2 separate regions of the Homo sapiens genome follow, and region 1 is linked to region 2. A link is an interaction called in ENCODE POLR2A ChIA-PET data of the cell type or tissue named here. Cell type or tissue: OCI-LY7. All regions are shown on one strand. Links, peaks and the distances in the headings refer to the core of each region. The heading gives the core; the rest is flanking DNA. Region 1 overlaps LOC105377141 (a long non-coding RNA gene). Region 2 overlaps LRIG1 (leucine rich repeats and immunoglobulin like domains 1).

The links. Peaks named below come from ENCODE experiments on the same cell type or tissue, not always from the same donor. Only the 100,000 strongest peaks of a DNase experiment are listed, where the experiment ranks them.
Region 1: POLR2A ChIA-PET joins it to region 2 with 7 read pairs; 4 of 35 experiments call an interaction of 5 or more read pairs at or near these places.

The regions. Positions count from the first base shown.
Region 1 is chr3:66,596,232-66,600,628 of GRCh38, reverse strand. The region is part of intron 1 of LOC105377141 (a long non-coding RNA gene); the gene reads right to left. Among named protein-coding and RNA genes, the nearest start is that of LRIG1, 97 kb to the right of the region's middle. In OCI-LY7, for the core only: no CTCF peak of the experiment used is centred there; no DNase peak of the experiment used is centred there.
Region 2 is chr3:66,487,771-66,492,167 of GRCh38, reverse strand. The region is part of intron 1 of LRIG1 (leucine rich repeats and immunoglobulin like domains 1); the gene reads left to right. Among named protein-coding and RNA genes, the nearest start is that of LRIG1, 11 kb to the left of the region's middle. In OCI-LY7, for the core only: a CTCF peak has its summit at 2,292; DNase peaks (open chromatin) are centred at 997, 1,757, 2,397 and 3,477; H3K4me3 peaks cover 3,810 bases; H3K27ac peaks cover 3,873 bases.

The DNA of each region.
Region 1 (4,397 bases), core at 81-4,080, 110 kb before region 2:
CAGGGTCTCGCTCTGTCTCCCAGGCTAGAGTGCAGTGGTACAGTCACAGCTCACTTCAGCCTCGACCTCCTGGGCTCAAAGGATCCTCCCACTTCAGCCTCCTAAGTAGCTGGGATGACAAGCATGTGCCACCATGCCCAGCTCCTTTTTTAATTTTTTATGGGGACGGGATCTCCCTGTGTTGCCCAGGATGGGCTTGAACTCCTGGGTTCAAGCAATCCTCTTGCTTCAGCCTCCCAAAGTTCTGGGATCATTTGGGCTCCATTTTGAGAGACCTGGCAGTTTGGGAATCCCAATCTTGGTGCCCTGGGTCTCCTCAGGACAACAACCTGGAGAGTTACAACCTCTTCACTGTGCATAGGACTTAAAATAGCAGTTCACAGGATGGGGTTTAGGATCAAAGAGCCCTGTAGTTTTCGTCCTGGCTCCTCTACTGACTAGTTGCATAATATTGGGCATGTTATTGAACCTCTCTGAGTTGCAGTTTCCCCATCTGTAAAATGGGGAATCCAATCTCACAGGGTTTCTTTGAAGATTAATTTCTTTAAGGCCCCTTGTGCAGCACCAGACACGTGCTATATGATCCACAGATTATGGCTGCTGATGATAACTCTTATTTTTTGAGCACTCATTAAGTTAACATACATCGTGGCTTTTACACATGACTTAGGGCTTGATACATATTATTTCATTTGATCTTCATAATGTTCTTTTAATCTTACTATTTAAATCTTTTTTTACACATGAGGAAATACATATAGCAAGGTTAGATCACCTGTTTAAAAATCACACAGCTATGAAGTGGCAGAGCCAGGATTTTCATCAGAGAAGTTTAAAGAAAGAGCTCATTTTCAGCCGGGCATGGTGGCTCACGCCTGTAATCCCAGCACTTTGGGAGGCCAAGGCGGGTGGATAAAGAGGTCAGGAGATCGAGACCATCCTGGCCAACATGGTGAAACCCCATCTCTACTAAAATACAAACAAATTAGCCGGGCGTGGTGGCATGTGCCTGTAATCCCAGCTACTCGGGAGGCTGAGGCAGGGGAATCGCTTGAACCCGGGAGGCGGAGCTTGCAGTGAGCAGAGATCGCGCCACTGCACTCCAGCCTGGTGACAGAGCGAGGCTCCGTCTCAAAAAAGAAAAAAAAAAAAAGCCAAGAAAGAGCTCATTTTCTTGATTCCATGCTGCACTGCCTCTCTCACTATTCACCTATCCATTGTCATAACATTTCATCATTCTTTTGCTGTGGAACAAATTACCACAAATTTAGCAGGTTGGAACAACACAAATATATTATCTTTCCAGCTCTGTAGGTGAGAGGCCTGTTCATGGGACTTAGCTGGAGTCTCTGTTCAGAGCTTCACTGGGTTGAAATCAAGATATTAACCAGGGCTGTGGTTCTCATTTGGGGCTTTGGGTGCTCTTCTAAGTATGCAGGTCATTTTTCTGCCAACTGTCAGCCAGGTACCACTGTCAGCTCCTATAGGCTACCCCAGTCCATCACCACATCCTCCACAGGCTTTCACAAACCTGGGTGTCTGCTTTCTCCCAGGTCAACAGAGACCCAGCTCTCTGAGTTCCACCTCTGCCACCTTCTCCTTTGAAAGGTCTCATGTGATGAGTTCAGGCCCACCTGGATAATCACCCTATCCTAAAATCAACTAATCTGGGGCCTTAATGACATCTGCGTACATCTTTCACAGCAGTACCTGGAATCACGTTGGACTGTACATGATTCACATACACGGAAAGTATGTGTGCATCAGGTCCTGGAAATCTTGGGAGCCATCTCAGAATTCTGCCTGCCATTTTTAATTTCTGTGTTTTTAAGCAGTGGTTGCTGACGCTATCAAAGAGAGTTGCCTGCCCATGCTGTGTTTCCAGGCCTAACACTGCCCTTCACACCCCTCCTTCCCCACCTTGCTCGGTGTCCCATGCATGCATACAGGAGTTGACCAATGCTTTCCTGATGGTGAGGTTTGGGGGCTGCACCTCAATCGTTATCTTCATCAGCTCCATGAATTTCCCTATAGTTCTTCCCCCCTCCGTTCTCTGTTAGGAAAGCCAGGTAATTCCCATTATGAAGAGGGAAAGTCCGTGATCTTGGAGCGGAGAGAGGGGTACCCGTGCCAACTATAACTAGGACTGATTCCAATTCAGCTGGTCAGTGCCATTTGGTGGAATCCAAACCTTATTTCTGCCTTCTCAGCCCTGACTTGCCCTCCCCCACCTACCCTCCCCACTACTATGTTCTCTGGTTTCCCCTGAAAATTCCTGTGTTCTTACGAGCATGCCAAGAAAATTGTGCTCAAACCATCTGGACAAGTAATCCCAGCGTGAAAATATCTTGGTGCTTCAGCTTCCCAAACTAAAAAGGTTTTAATTTGAGTCACCCACAGAGACCCGCCCTAAAACAGCCTAATTTTTTTAAAAAGGAAGGGAAATGAGACCTTCATAGAAAGGCAGCCTCTAGACTAGAAAATTTCACCCTGCCATAGATTTCTTCACATCTGATCTCCGTGAAAAATTCCACTAATTTTTCAAAAGTAACAAGTGAAAAATGTGAAAGATGGGATGTAGAGAATTAGCTGTACCACGTATGTGGACTAGTTTAAAGGTTTAAAGGTAACAGTCCTTCAGAAAAAAATTGTCAAATGAAGTAAGATTTTCGTTCCAATCAGACTATCTGGCATCTGTTTATTTGGTTCTTGATAATTTCAAGGAGAATATTGATACTGGCCCATCTAGGAATCCCATAAAAGAGTGTAAAGTGACCATACGCTAGCATATGAGTTAGACATTTTTATAGAAAATGGAAGCCAATATAATTCTTAAATGAGTGTATATTCTGCAATTATATTTAGTGAGATTAAAGATCAAAAAAATACTGGCTGGGTTCAGAAAGGTCAAAACACCTAGGATCTTAACCAAGTCCAAACTCTGCAACTGAACTCATCAAAGCCAACTCTCTCCCCAGTTGCCACTGAAAAAAACACAAAAAGGCCTGTGGAAGCCCAATGTAGATGAGCTGGGGTATGAATAGGCCAACTCCCATCAGTCATTGTGAAATGGCCTTGTTGTCTGGAGTAACAGCTGAGGTTTGTCGTCTCACGGCAACATGAGGTTTGTTGTCCCATGGAGAACAAGGACGCAGACACACAAAGAGTGAGTTTACGAGCAGGGGGTTTTATAGATGAGCTGGTGAGGAGGTGGTATCTGATTTACATACACCATGAAAGACTGGTTAGAACAGGTGTGCCATTTCTATAGGGAGAGAATCTCTGGTAGCTTCCACCCTAATCTTTTATTATGCAGGTGGGTTCTCTGCCTGAGTTGAGCCATGTTGCCCATTTCTTTATTACTGTACACGTGGTAACAACAACAAAAAAAGGGAAGATGGAGTCTCCATGTTGGACATGCCTGGCCCCCAGGTAGCCCTTTTCTGTTGGTGGAGCTACTAGCATTTCCCCGTGCAAGCTTCCAGCTTTATCTATGTTTGCAGCTAGATTTTTCATGCTGCTCTTTATTAGAAAAGGAATGACTTTGGGGGCTGCTTTTTGTTAGAAAAGAAATTCTGCCAAGGGCTCTTTTGCCCTCACTATCTGCCTAAATAATTTCTTTCTACCTCCTCTATCAATTGGTTAAGGGCTGTTCTCGGGGGGCATTAACTCTCTAGGATACCATTTGCCTGCTTCACGGGGCAGAGAAGACCCCAGCAGCCAAAGAAAGCCCTCAGGCAAGAAATGCAGGCTCTGATCCTTGAAAAGAAGATATGAGTGCCTGATATGTCAGGAGATTTAGTGAGGTGCTTCATTTCTCCTAAGAAGGGATGTAACAAGCTCTGCTCCCATTTTCTCTTAGAACCTGTGGGGGCAAAAACCCCACTACAGAGAGAAAAATGTTTCTTGACATACAAAGGATGTTCAGAAAGTACATTATGATATTAAACAACAGGATAAAGATCAATATCCTGAATGTGGTCTCTGGTATCTCCTCATCTCCTCTGTCCGTCCTCTGTGTTCTTCGTGATCCGCCACCCTGGCCTTCTTTCAGGGACTTAAACCACCCTGCTCCATCCCCAGCAGAAGCTTTGTACATGCTGTTCTCCCCACCCTAGTTTGGGGATCCTTTCTTTATTAGCTCAGTTTTTCCTTGTATAAAAATGCCTCCTGACCCCACCCACACCCCAGACTAGGTTAGATCAGAACTTACATCCATTCCAAATGTGTACCCATCCTTTCATTAGATCAGTAAGCTCAGTGAGGGCAAGGACACAGCTGCCCCCAATTCCCTACCCTATCCACAAAGTCTGGCACCATGCCTGGCACATAAGAGATTAGGGAACATCAGATGAATTGAATGGATGCTAGGAGAATAAATTCCAAATGTCAGCCAT
Region 2 (4,397 bases), core at 151-4,150:
CTTGTAGTTCCAGTGCTCTTTTGTTTGAAAGCATTTGTCTCTCAAGCATTAGCACTTTGGGCTGGATAACAAGAAATTAACAAGCTGGGCTCTGCTTAGAGAAAACTTACAACTGATTAGAAAGTAAGCTGTTGCAGGTACAGCTTCTTTTTCTTGAGAGATGATCTGAAATACATAGCTTTTAGAAAAAATTTTGAATTAAGGGAACAGTTGATATGCAGGCAGGTAGTTTAAATAAACTAACTCACTTCTGTTGCTCTGGAGTGTTTTTTCTTACCTTTTGAATATGGAGAAAGGTAAATATCTACACAAGTGGACAGAATAATGTAATGAACTCTAGGTATCTGTCACCCATCTTCAACAATCATCAGCTGTCTTATTTGATCTATTTCCCAATATGCTGCTGCCCTTCCATGTTATTTATTTATTTTTTCTTTGGAAATAAATCAAAGGCATATCATTTTATCTGCAAATGTATAGGTTTTTTTTAAGTTAACAGCTTTATTGAGATATAATTTATATACCATACTATTTACTGTAGGGTGGTTTTAAGAAATTGGAAGTTTTGAAAAAATTGACATTCATTTTAACTGTGTTTTTCCAAAGGGCGTTTTGGTAAGCTATATATTTACAGAATGTTTATTGGGCACATTCTGTGTGCACCCTAGTTTATATGTTCTCAAAATACAGATTTTTTTTCTTTTGTAGGAGGTGTTTAGCAAGCTCTTTTGTGCTAGTCCTCTGCCAGAATGTGCAATTCTGATTAACCTTCCACTTTCTCCACATAGCTCTTACTTGGGAGGTTTCTACCAAGCTATTAATTGTTGATTAAAATCCATTAGTGAACAAACATAATTAGAAATGGAATAGATCATTTAAAAAGTGATGTCTCAGATACTGTTGTTTAGTAGAGGGATAATTAGCCGTTGGTTGTAGTTAAGTCATGAGTCTGAATTGAGTTAACTATTGTTTACTTTGTAAGGCCTGACCCTCCAGCTGTGGCTACTTGAGGCTGCTTTAAATAGAGTTAGAGGCAGCCTGTAAGAAAAATCTTCAAAAAGCAAAGAACTAGGTTCCTGGAACCCTCTGTGCTTGATTTAAACTTCACACAGATTTGAAAATGTGTTCTCCAAGTAGCTGCTGCATGGTTTGTTTTATTTTATAAAAGTCCATAGTTTAATTTCTCCTCAGTCCGGTACTTTGTTGGTGAGGGGGCTTCTTTAGAATGGATTTTTTGCTAGCTGCAGCTTCATTTAGGAATCTGAGTGGGAATTACTAGTCCTCCAAATTCCATTCACTTTATCCTAGTTTTTGGAATGACTTCCATCTTCTATCTGTGAAAATCAAATTCCAGGTAGATTATGGAGTGTTCGGTGGCCTTAAAAGCTGTCCAACATGGTCAGGTTAAACTGGTGGATCTGTGAAGCTTAATTAAATTTATATGATAACCGATTATACACCATTTACAGTGGGTTCTCTGTTTAGAAAAGTGGAAGCACGCTCCAATGCATTTTTTTTTTTTAAATTATGGGGCAGAAAAGCTTAGTATTGAGAGATTCTATGAAATTAAGTGCTGTTCTGCAAATTAGGAGAACACCATTCTTTCATCTGGTTTTAGCAGTGTGGTGGTACCTTGACCCAGCATCATGCCTCCGTCTTAGTTTTCGTTTTATTTTTAATTAAGAAGAATTTTTCTCTGTGTCTGTGGTTTCCTCCCTCCACCTGGGCTGGTGTGAGTTTCTGGCACACAAGCTCCCAGTGCTTGCAAAACTTATAAACAGTCAGAAGAGCTCGTTGCTTCCAGGAAGTGAATTGTTGATGCAATGAAGTGATGGATGCAGAGGCTGCAGCTCGAAGGGAGCAGGGTTTCCTTCCATCTTGGAGGAGGGGAGATCCAGAAAACAAGCTGACATGCCCTGTAGTTATTAAGATCTGCCTCATCCCAAATTCCTCTGATTGTTTTCTCAGATTTGGAGTCTGTGTAGGACTCTTTGCTTTGGGTGGTTTGGCCTTATCCAGGGCTATGCTTTACCCAATGGAAAAATCAGAGACTCTTCTATGGAGATTTTTGGGTTCTTTCACAAGGTCATTTGAAACAATACTTAGAAATGAGTAAATTATATTCATTTCATTACTATCCTAAAATAAAGATTGGCTGACCTTATTATTTACTTGGGAGAAACTTTATGTGAAGTCGTGGTGCTCAGAATGTCTTTCTGGACAGAAAGGAGACCACGTTTTCATGGAGTTTCTTAAAGGGGTGCTTGCCCAAAGAGGCATAAAAATGATTCACCTGAGAGGAAAAAATTAATTTTCTTAAAGTCATGAAAGTGAGGATGTGGTAGAATGGGAAACTAGCTCATGGCTGGGCCTCAGGAGACGTTGGGGTTTCGTCCCAGCTCTGCCACTGATTGGCAGCATAACCTTGGGCTAGTCACTTCATTTCCTGTCTGTAAAGGGATGTATAATTTCTAAGACCCCTCATTTTTAGGTTCATGATTCTATTCTAATTGAAGCAAAAAGGGAGTAAACTTATATTTCATTGGATGGTAAGAATTAAATTGATCTGTATCTAGGATACTTAAACATTCTCTCTCTCTCTGTGTGTGTGTTAGACACACACACACACACACACACACACATACACACAAAGGGTCCCACTCTGTCACCCAGGTTGGAGTGCAGTGGCGCAATCATGGCTCACTATAGCCGTGACCTCCCAGGCTCAAGTGATCCTCCTACCTCAGTCTACTGAGTAGCTAGGACTACAGGCATGTGCCACCACACCTGGCTAGTTTTTATTTTTTGTGAAGATGGGATCTTGCTGTGTTGCCCAGACTGGTCTTGATCTCCTGGGCTCAAGTGATCCTCCTGCCTTGGCCTCCCAAAGTGCTGGGGTTACAGATGTGAGCTACCATGCTAGGCCAATGTTTGCTACTTCTGAGTGAAATTCTCAGATGGATACCATAAGCAGCAAAGAGAAAAAAGGGTATGTGCATGCAGAGTCTCAATGAGGGACCCTTTTGTGAGCCTTGAGATATTATTGAGGAGGAGTGAATACTCCACAAAGAAAGTGGTGCTTTCCTTCATTTTTACCTCCTTTTCCCCTCTGGCCCAAAGAAAACTGTGGAGGCTGGTACAGATCCACTTTCGATCTTTGATTTAGAATTTTAAGAACTTAGGTAAAAATTTAAAGAAAAAAAACCAGGAAAATAAATTACAGGCATGTTTTCCCAAAGGGTCCTTTCTCAGGGCCACTGCAGGCAGCATCTTTCTCAGGCAGTCCTTCAGTGAATACTTGCCATAAGTGAAGTTGTAAATGATGCTGAGAAACTGCCTTTAAGGACTGGATGGGCCACCTGTCACATTCTATAGTCATGGCCACAGGAAGGGCAGCTACTCACTGCACTGCCTGTTCTTTCTGGGCCAGCTTGCCATCCCTTTTACCAGGGAGATCTTTCGTGTATCCCTTTCAAGATAGAAACTCAGCCAATTAACATGTACAGCCTAGTGGCTTCCTTTTTCTTTTTTGAGGCAGAGTCTCACTCTGTCGCCCAGGTTGGCGTGCAGTGGTGTGATCTCAGCTGACTGCAACCTCTGCCTTCCTGGCTCAAGTGATTCTCTTGCCTCAGCCTCCCAAAGAGCTGGGATTACAGGCGCCTGCCACCAAGCCAGGCTAATTTTTTTTTTTTTGTTTTTTTTTAGTAGAGACAGGGTTTTACCATGTTGGCCAGGCTGGTTTTGAACTCATGACTGACCTCAAGTGATCCATCCACCTCAGCGTCCCAAAGTGCTAGGATTACAGATGTGAGCCACCACGCCCGGCTGTGGCTTTTTCTAATTTTGAAGTCTGACTCTGTTTTTGGCCAAATTCATATTAAATTTACCCATCTACCTAGGTTTGCATTGGTTACCTCTTAGTTACACTGTTTTTGAAAATCTTGAAAATTATGACAGTAATTGGACTCCTTAAAATACTTTTCATGGAGAATCTAGAAGCTTTTATTTTCTTTGTTCTGGATGTCCACTTTTCTTCGACGTGGAATTTGTTAGTGCCTTCAGTGGAAATTCTTGGGCTTTTCTTTTCCTTCCACTCATTCTTTATCGTGTAAATTTTCATAAAACGAAACTTCCGGATTTAAAATTTATTTTTATTTTTATTATTGTTTTCCGGAACAAATTCTTGGAATTTGGAGTTTTGTTTGGGGATACAACTAAAATGCAATGAAGTTGGAGGAACAGTTAGTGGTCTGGAACTTCTTGACAGAAGTTTAACAACAATTAGGGACTACTTTAGGAATAGAGTGTCCAAAAAACTAGACTTTACAAAAAAAATTCTCCCTTTAAGAACCAAAGATGACCTTTTTCCATTGTGCTTTCTGAGCTCAAAACAGGCC